Regions from separate parts of the Homo sapiens genome. Here region 2 is linked to region 1. Evidence: chromatin contacts called from ENCODE Hi-C data. All regions are on one chromosome and are shown on one strand. The core of a region is the stretch at or near the end of the contact, and the rest is flanking DNA. Distances in the headings are between cores, read along the strand shown. Region 1 holds the start of TOGARAM1 (TOG array regulator of axonemal microtubules 1). Region 2 holds the start of POLE2 (DNA polymerase epsilon 2, accessory subunit).

Region 1 (4,026 bases), core at 1-2,500:
TTCAAATGATAACTTAGACTTTTCGCACGAGTCATTCAAAAGTAATAGTATTATTCCTTCAAAAAAAAAAAATATCTCTTCCACACTCCAAAGCATTCAGGCTCACACTAGACACTCCAGCTCTTCCACTGTGTCCGTTTAAGTATCACTTATGAGGAGAAAATGCACACAAAATTCTCAGTTCGCCTAAAATAAATAAATGTCTACTATCATTCCTAAATCCACAAGGCAGAATTCTCTTAGAACCATGATGCCAAGAACTTCCACCGCAAGTGAAATTGTCTTCGCAATCTCTGTCTCTAGGAGACTGAAAGGCTGCAGAGACGCTTGAGGATCCTGCAGGGAGGCTAGGGCGGCAGACGGAGGGGGCGGAGGTTAGGGGAGAGTCCCACAGAGGAACTGCATTAGAAGGAAAGATTTTGATAACGTCTAAGGGAGAGGCGGTTAGCTACAGGGGGAAAAAAACAGACCTATTTCCATATTATGTACGTTGTAAAGAAAACGCAAAGTGATGAGGGTAAGGAAACGTTGCCAAAAACAAACAAACAAAAACAAAAAAAAATTAACCCTCTGCGGCCGGAGGGTTAAGAGAAGTCGACAAAAGGAGAAGGGGGAGGCGAATAAAGGCCCCAAAGACCAGGAATTGAAAAAAAATACCCGATTTGTGAGCTTGGCCGTGGTCCAGATCTTCTGTCCTGATAAGCAGATGGCAAGAGGAAAGGATCGCAGTTACTCAGGGTGGTAGAGAGTAACGCGTTTACAAGGGTGACGAGCCCTGCACAAGAAGATGTCGCCTCTCTTTCCACCTGCTCCGCTCAGTCCTTTGCCTCTTACTCTAGCACCAGTGGCATTCGGGCAAAACACTGCCAAAGCCTGCACCGCTGGAGGACAGCAAAAGGAAAATACCTGAGTCTCAGTAATCACACGGGCAGCGACAGGAGGAGGAACCGCGGACAACTGGAGCCTGGGCTGGATCCTCACTAGCTCCGGTCAAACCCTAACTCTTACGGGTGGGGCGGGCAACTTCCGCCCAGAGCAAGGAAAGCGTCACATCCGTCAAATGGCTTCACCCCTCCTCCCTTCTCCGCTGTAGCTGCGTTTACAACGTTCTGACTTCCTCTTCCAGGAGACTTTGGCCTAGTCTCAACACCTGACGTGGACTACATAACCCAGCATTCATCACGGCAAGTGGATTTCCGGGTCAAGAGGTCCGCGCTGGGTACATCACCATGGAAGCAATCGGTTTGGTCACGTGGTGCCCTTGGTTACGCCCGGTGGCAGCTGTGGGGTCTAGGGCTCAGACGGGGGCCATTTTGCCAGAGGCTGCCTCCCGGAGTTGGGGGCGGCCTGGCGGCAGGCTGAAGCTGTTCTTTTGCCTCTTCTGCAGCTTGGGGCTTGGAGAGGATCTGGAAGTCTGGGCTCCATCGAGCCCTTTGGAGACGGCAATGGTTTCTTCCAACCACCACCACCTGACAACCCTGCATGGCGGCTGCCCCCTCCGCGCTGCTTCTGCTGCCGCCCTTTCCAGTCCTCTCTACCTATCGGCTCCAGAGCCGCAGTCGTCCTTCCGCCCCAGAGACCGATGATAGTCGAGTTGGGGGCATTATGAGAGGAGAGAAAAACTACTACTTCCGTGGAGCTGCGGGGGACCACGGTTCCTGCCCCACTACAACTTCGCCTCTGGCCTCGGCCCTCTTGATGCCCTCGGAGGCAGTCTCAAGCAGCTGGTCTGAGTCTGGAGGCGGTTTGTCAGGGGGAGATGAAGAGGACACTCGGCTCCTTCAACTCCTCCGCACTGCCCGGGATCCTTCTGAGGCCTTCCAGGCTTTGCAAGCTGCTTTGCCGCGGCGGGGCGGTCGACTTGGCTTCCCCCGACGCAAGGAAGCTTTGTATCGGGCACTGGGCCGAGTGCTTGTGGAAGGAGGTAGTGATGAGAAGCGGCTCTGCTTGCAACTTCTCTCGGACGTTCTCCGGGGTCAGGGGGAGGCAGGCCAGCTTGAAGAGGCCTTTAGCTTAGCACTTTTGCCTCAACTAGTTGTCTCGTTACGGGAAGAGAATCCAGCCCTGCGGAAAGATGCGCTGCAGATCCTTCATATATGTCTGAAACGTAGTCCTGGAGAGGTGCTGAGAACGCTTATACAACAAGGACTGGAAAGTACCGATGCCCGACTTAGAGCTTCCACAGCACTACTGCTTCCCATCTTGCTTACTACTGAGGACTTGTTGCTTGGTCTGGATCTCACCGAGGTGATAATATCCCTAGCCCGAAAGCTTGGTGATCAGGAGACAGAAGAAGAATCTGAGACAGCTTTCTCCGCACTTCAACAAATTGGGGAGCGACTTGGCCAAGACAGGTTTCAATCTTACATTTCTCGTCTGCCCTCTGCCCTGAGGAGACACTACAATCGCCGCCTGGAGTCCCAGTTTGGAAGTCAGGTTCCTTATTATTTGGAACTTGAAGCCTCTGGATTTCCTGAAGATCCCCTTCCCTGTGCAGTGACTCTTTCCAACAGCAATCTTAAATTTGGGATTATTCCTCAGGAGCTGCATTCACGATTATTGGATCAGGAAGACTATAAGAACCGGACCCAGGCCGTCGAAGAACTAAAGCAGGTGCTGGGAAAATTTAACCCTAGTTCTACTCCTCATTCTAGTCTTGTTGGCTTCATTAGTTTGCTATATAATTTGTTAGACGATTCTAACTTCAAAGTGGTGCATGGCACACTTGAAGTCCTGCATTTACTGGTTATTCGCCTTGGAGAGCAGGTACAGCAGTTCTTGGGACCAGTTATAGCAGCTTCTGTCAAAGTGCTGGCGGACAACAAGTTGGTGATCAAACAAGAATACATGAAAATCTTCCTCAAGCTAATGAAGGAAGTAGGACCTCAGCAGGTGCTTTGTTTACTCCTGGAACATCTCAAACATAAGCATTCCAGAGTGAGAGAGGAGGTGGTGAACATTTGCATCTGCTCCCTGCTGACCTATCCTAGTGAGGATTTTGACTTGCCCAAACTGTCCTTTGATCTTGCCCCAGCTCTTGTAGATAGCAAACGCAGGGTACGCCAAGCAGCTTTAGAAGCTTTTGCCGTATTGGCATCATCAATGGGCTCAGGTAAAACCAGCATCCTTTTTAAAGCTGTGGATACAGTTGAACTGCAAGATAATGGAGATGGAGTGATGAATGCTGTGCAGGCCAGATTGGCTAGGAAAACCTTACCAAGGCTCACAGAGCAGGGATTTGTGGAATATGCAGTACTGATGCCATCTTCTGCCGGGGGTAGGTCAAACCATTTGGCACATGGAGCAGATACGGACTGGCTTTTGGCTGGTAACAGAACTCAGAGTGCACACTGTCACTGTGGTGACCACGTGAGGGATAGCATGCACATTTATGGATCTTACAGCCCAACTATCTGTACCCGAAGGGTATTAAGTGCAGGAAAAGGAAAAAATAAATTACCATGGGAAAATGAGCAACCTGGAATCATGGGAGAAAACCAGACCTCCACTTCCAAGGATATAGAGCAGGTATGCTTCTCTAATTTTCTTGAGTCGAAAGTGTGAAGAATTTAAATGAAAATATGCCCGTGATGACTTAAGGGTCAGCCTGCTTGAGGGAAACATGTTATGCTTTGTTTTAAATTGATTTTAAATCCATCTGAATGTTGGTACTCATTATAATGGTACAGATCACAAAGGACCATTTAATAGGCTTCCTGCTTGATAGATTTAATTAAATTTGAGACACATGTGATATAGACAATACCAAGATTCAGTTTTAGTTACTGTAGCATGTCAGTTTATCTCATTCATACAACAAACATTGAATACCTAGTACGTGCCAGATAAAGAGCTAAATTCTGGGAATGAAGATGAGGCCAGTTTCACACAGTATAGGAAAAAGGTCAGACCTGGGAATTAGCAGTTAACAAATTCGTTAAGTGCTAAAGTAGAAATATAAAGAGTCCTGCAGGAATACTGAAGACAGAAAAACTAATTCCACTAGAAAAGTAAAAAAAAAAAAAA
Region 2 (4,322 bases), core at 496-2,995, 4.7 Mb after region 1:
GGACAACATTTGAGATGATCCATCTTGACTGCAACCTTGTGAAAAGACCCTGAAGTTGAGGACCCAACTAAGCCACACCTGAATTCCTAACCCACAGAAAATTTGAGATAATGTGTACTGTTTTAGCCTTTAAATTGTGGGGTAATTTGTCACGCAGCAATAGAATACATTATCTGCCCCCTACAAAGCTCTTGCTCTCTATTGCACCCCCTTACCCCAGCACGGTGCTTTGCAGCTAACAGATTTAAGTATACTTATGACTGAAATAATTAATGAACAAAAGCTTAATATTAGGTCAAATTCTAAGCGAAAAGAAAGTTAATTCATCAGTTCCTCATGCTTTCAAAATGTCAAGGACCAATTGAACAAAATTCATTATTTTCTCCCAAGGCATCTCCCAAAGCACAGTTAAAAGTCCCATAAAACTCACAAAACCAACCAAAAATCTACACACACAAAAGCAATAAAAACTGATACAGAGAGGTATATCCAATCCAGCAGGTATTTCAATATGTATAAAATATTGTGTTCTAGGTCAGGCGCAGTGGTTCACGCCTGTAATTCCAGCATTCTGGGAGGCCACGGCGCGAGGACTACTTGAGCCCAGGAGTTCAAGACCAGCCTGGGCAACATAGCCAGACCCCGTCTCTAAAAAACATACAACAACAAAAAATCAGCCAGGTATGGTGGCCCATGCCTGCAGTCCCAGCTACTTCAGCCCAGGAGGTTGAGGCTGCAGTAAGTCAAGTTCGCATCACTGCCCTCCAGCTTGGGCGAGAGTGAGACCATGACTCAAAAAAAAAAAAATACATATATATATATACACACACACCACACACACACACACACACACACACACACACACACACGTACATATAGAACTCTAAAACACGGAGCAGATTTAATGAGAGAAATCTTGGGAAGGTTCATATGTTCTATAGGTCCTCAAAAACACGGATATGCCCAGGAAACCTGACTTTCACATAAATTGGCAACTGCAGACGTGCAAGTGGGCTTTCTCGGGTCTCTCATCTTATGTCTCAGCAACCTTCCCGGGAGCCTGAGAGCTGTCCAGGTCACAATGTTGATAACCGGCTGCCATAGATAGGTTGCAGCTTCTCGGGCTCAGTTTGACATGTGCAGAAGAGCCTCGGCCCGCCTAGAAGAAACATTAAACTCCTCGCATGGGTCGGGGAAACCAAAGAAGGCACGGCAGCCTCAAGATCCACCTCGCTTCTTAGAACTTTTTTTTAATGGAGTCTCTCTCTGTCGCCAGGATGGAGTAGAGTGGCACGATATCGGCTCACCGCAACCTCCTCCTCCCGGGTTCAAGCGATTCTCCTGCCTCAGCCTCCCAACTAACTGGGACTACAAGCGCGCGCCACCACGCCCAGCTAATTTTTGTATTTTTAGTAGAGACGGGGCTTCACCATGTTGGCCAGGATGGTCTCGATCTCCTGACCTCGTGATCCGCCCGCCTCGACCTCCCAAAGTGCTGGGATTACAAGCGTGAGCCACCGCGCCCGACCGCTTCTTAGAACTCTGAAATTTAAGGTCAAGCCCCCTCTCGGCGCGCGGGGAGCCGCCGCGGTGCGTCCCGCTGCCGCACCAGGCAGACGGGCCCCAGCTCTTCCCTCTCGCCCTTCAAGCTGCCCGAGCCCACTCACCCACGGAGCAGCAAGCCCCGCAACTTGAAGGCGGAGAGCGCCCGGCTCCGCAGCCGCTCCGGCGCCATATTTGCGATTTGGCGCCACCGCCGCAGCTCCGCCCCTTCCCGGGCGCGCCCCTCCCAGCTCCGGCCTCGGCCCTGGCCCGCGTGGCGCTAAACCCTGTTAAGATCCCTGCTTGGTCTCCGCTGCCTGCGCCGCAGCAACTCAGACCTTACAGTTCGCAACCCCGGACCGAGTAGGCTGAAAGTGGAGACCACCTCGCGCTCCTTTGCTGCCGGGAAACTGAGGGCCAGAGCGTCTTCCCTGGTGTCGGGCTGCGTTGAGCCAGCCACAGCGCTCTCACCGCTGCCCTAGACATTGCAGGACTGCGGCCGAGCTTCCCGGACACAGGATCCCCCTTCTTTCGAGGCCATGAGAGCTGTTGGGTTCCCTACTTCGCACAAGCTCTGGAAATACTGTGCCTCGACATTTACCGGAAGCTGTTATAAATCTCCATCGCTCCCACCTACCCCGATTTTTATTTAACTTGAGGGCTTCGTATGCGCCATGCACTGTCATAAGCACTTTAAATGTGTGAATTCATGTGTTGCTCATGACAGCCCAGTGAGCTGTCTACTGTCTTTTCCACAACAGCCTCATTTTACAGATGAGAAAACTGAGACACAAAAATGGTAAAGGACTTGCTCAAGATGAAACGACGAGTTAAATGGTGTAGTCAGGATTTGAACTCAGTTATTCTGATTTCAGGTGGACTGTCAATCTGCCACACTTCAAAACGCTTGCTCCAATGAGTTGACTAACCCGTGGAGTGCTTATAAGTAAACACGCGGCTTATAAAACAGGAGGATGATTTCACAGTACCAATATAAAGTGACCTCCAACGTATACGGGTTTTTTTCTTTTTTAAAAAAAAGCGAAGTTTAATGAAGGAAGGGAAACAAAAGTATATGTATTTGTTTTTGCATTTTAAAAACCTCTGGGCCCGGGCGCGGTGGCTCACATCTGTAATCCCAGAACTTTGGGAGGCCGATGCTGGCAGATCACTTGAGGCCAAGAGTTCGAGAACAGCCGGGCCAACATGGTGAAACCCCGTCTCTACCAAAAAAAAAAAAAAAAAAAAAAAATTAGCCAGGCGTGGTGGCGCGCGCCTGTAATCCCAGCTCCTGGGGAGGTTGAGGCAGGAGAATCTCTTGAGCCTCGGAGGCGGAGGGTGCAGTGAGCCGAGATCGTGCCACCACTCCAGCCTGGGCAACAAAGCAAGGCTCTGTCTCAAAAACAAAAAAAGCCGGGCGCAGTGGTTCACGCCTGTAATCCCAGCACTTTGGGAGGCCGAGGTGGGCGGATCATCTGAGGTCAGGAGTTCGAGACCAGCCTGACCAACATGGAGAAACCCCGTCTCTACAAAAATACAAAAAAATTAGCCAGGCATGGTGGCGCATGCCTGTAATCCCAGCTACTCGGGAGGCTGAGGCAGGAGAATTGTCTGAACCCGGGAGACAGAGGTTGCGGTGAGCCGAGATGGGGCCATTACACTCCAGCCTAGGCAACAAGAGTGAGACTCTGTCTCAAAACAACAGCAACAACAACAACAAAACAACTCTGGAAGGTTAAATCAGAGACCACAAAAATGGTTAACTACAAAGGGGTGAGGGGATAGGGATGAAAGTGAAAACTTTCTTTACAGTGAGACTTTTAATCCATGTGCATGTTTTACATATTCAAAAAATAGAAAATAAAAAGGTGAGCTTAAAATTGAATGCATACTAAAACTAATACACCTAATTGTATATTAAATTGGTAACATAACATCACAAGTGATTTTTGAACACAGTTCTCTTTATTTAGTGAAATATTTTTCAAAGACAAAAAGTACAAAGAAATTTTTAATTTTTATGTAAGAAAGGATAGGAAATACGAATAGAAAGACATATAGTTAATTCTCATTACTGTACCTGTGATAGTTAGATTTTATAAGTAGCCACCAACAAATAATTATTGAATACTAAACCATTCCTACTAGGGGAAGTACAGAATTAGGTTCCTGTGAGCCTCTGGTGACAATGTTTTCATCAACTGATCAACATATAACCTTGTTTTGTTTTTTTTTTTTTTTTTTTTTTGAGACGGAGTTTCGCTCTGTCGCCCAGGCTGGAGTGCAGTGGCGCGATCTCGACTCACTGCAAGCTCCGCCTCCCGGGTTCACGCCATTCTCCTGCCTCAGCCTCCCGTGTAGCTGGGACTACAGGCGCGCGCCACCATGCCCGGCTAATTTTTGTATTTTTAGTAGAGACGGGGTTTCACCGTGTTAGCCAGGATGGTCTCGATCTCCTGACCTCGTGATCCCCCCGTCTCGGCCTCCCAAAGTGCTGGGATTACAGGCGTGAGCCACCGCGCCCGGCCTATAACCTTGTTTTATGTGTGTTTTTATGTAAAGACATCTTTACATTGTGATTCGTTAACACTGAACTCAGGGCCAAGAGCCCTATAACTCATAGCTGAAGGAAGCTTATTTATCACATGTATTTTCTCCATAAGGCACTCCCACTCTCAAATAATTCAACAAAATGAAAAAGACAGACACACACATACCAACAAACATAAAGCTAGTATGGTAGTATTAATAATTATTAACCTGGAGTGGAAGATACACAG

Evidence for each region. Hi-C counts contacts between places; a loop is a spot of excess contacts on that map. Pooled maps may share reads with other maps.
Region 2: a loop to region 1 is called in a pooled map, with 7 times the contacts of the local background. The contact joins the promoter of POLE2 here to the promoter of TOGARAM1 in region 1. A Hi-C loop is called at or near these places in 9 of 50 pooled maps.

The regions. Positions count from the first base shown.
Region 1 is chr14:44,960,940-44,964,965 of GRCh38, forward strand. TOGARAM1 (TOG array regulator of axonemal microtubules 1) reads left to right here and starts at 1,251. Exons shown (of 20, transcript NM_001308120.2): 1 at 1,251-3,528. The coding sequence starts at 1,483. KLHL28 (kelch like family member 28) reads right to left here and starts at 1,008. Exons shown (of 5, transcript NM_017658.5): 1 at 907-1,008. RefSeq lists enhancers at 75-164, 679-1,193, 735-1,544, 1,194-1,708.
Region 2 is chr14:49,686,469-49,690,790 of GRCh38, forward strand. POLE2 (DNA polymerase epsilon 2, accessory subunit) reads right to left here and starts at 1,746. Exons shown (of 19, transcript NM_002692.4): 1 at 1,668-1,746. The coding sequence starts at 1,735. RefSeq lists enhancers at 983-1,744, 1,745-2,504 and a silencer at 1,809-1,858.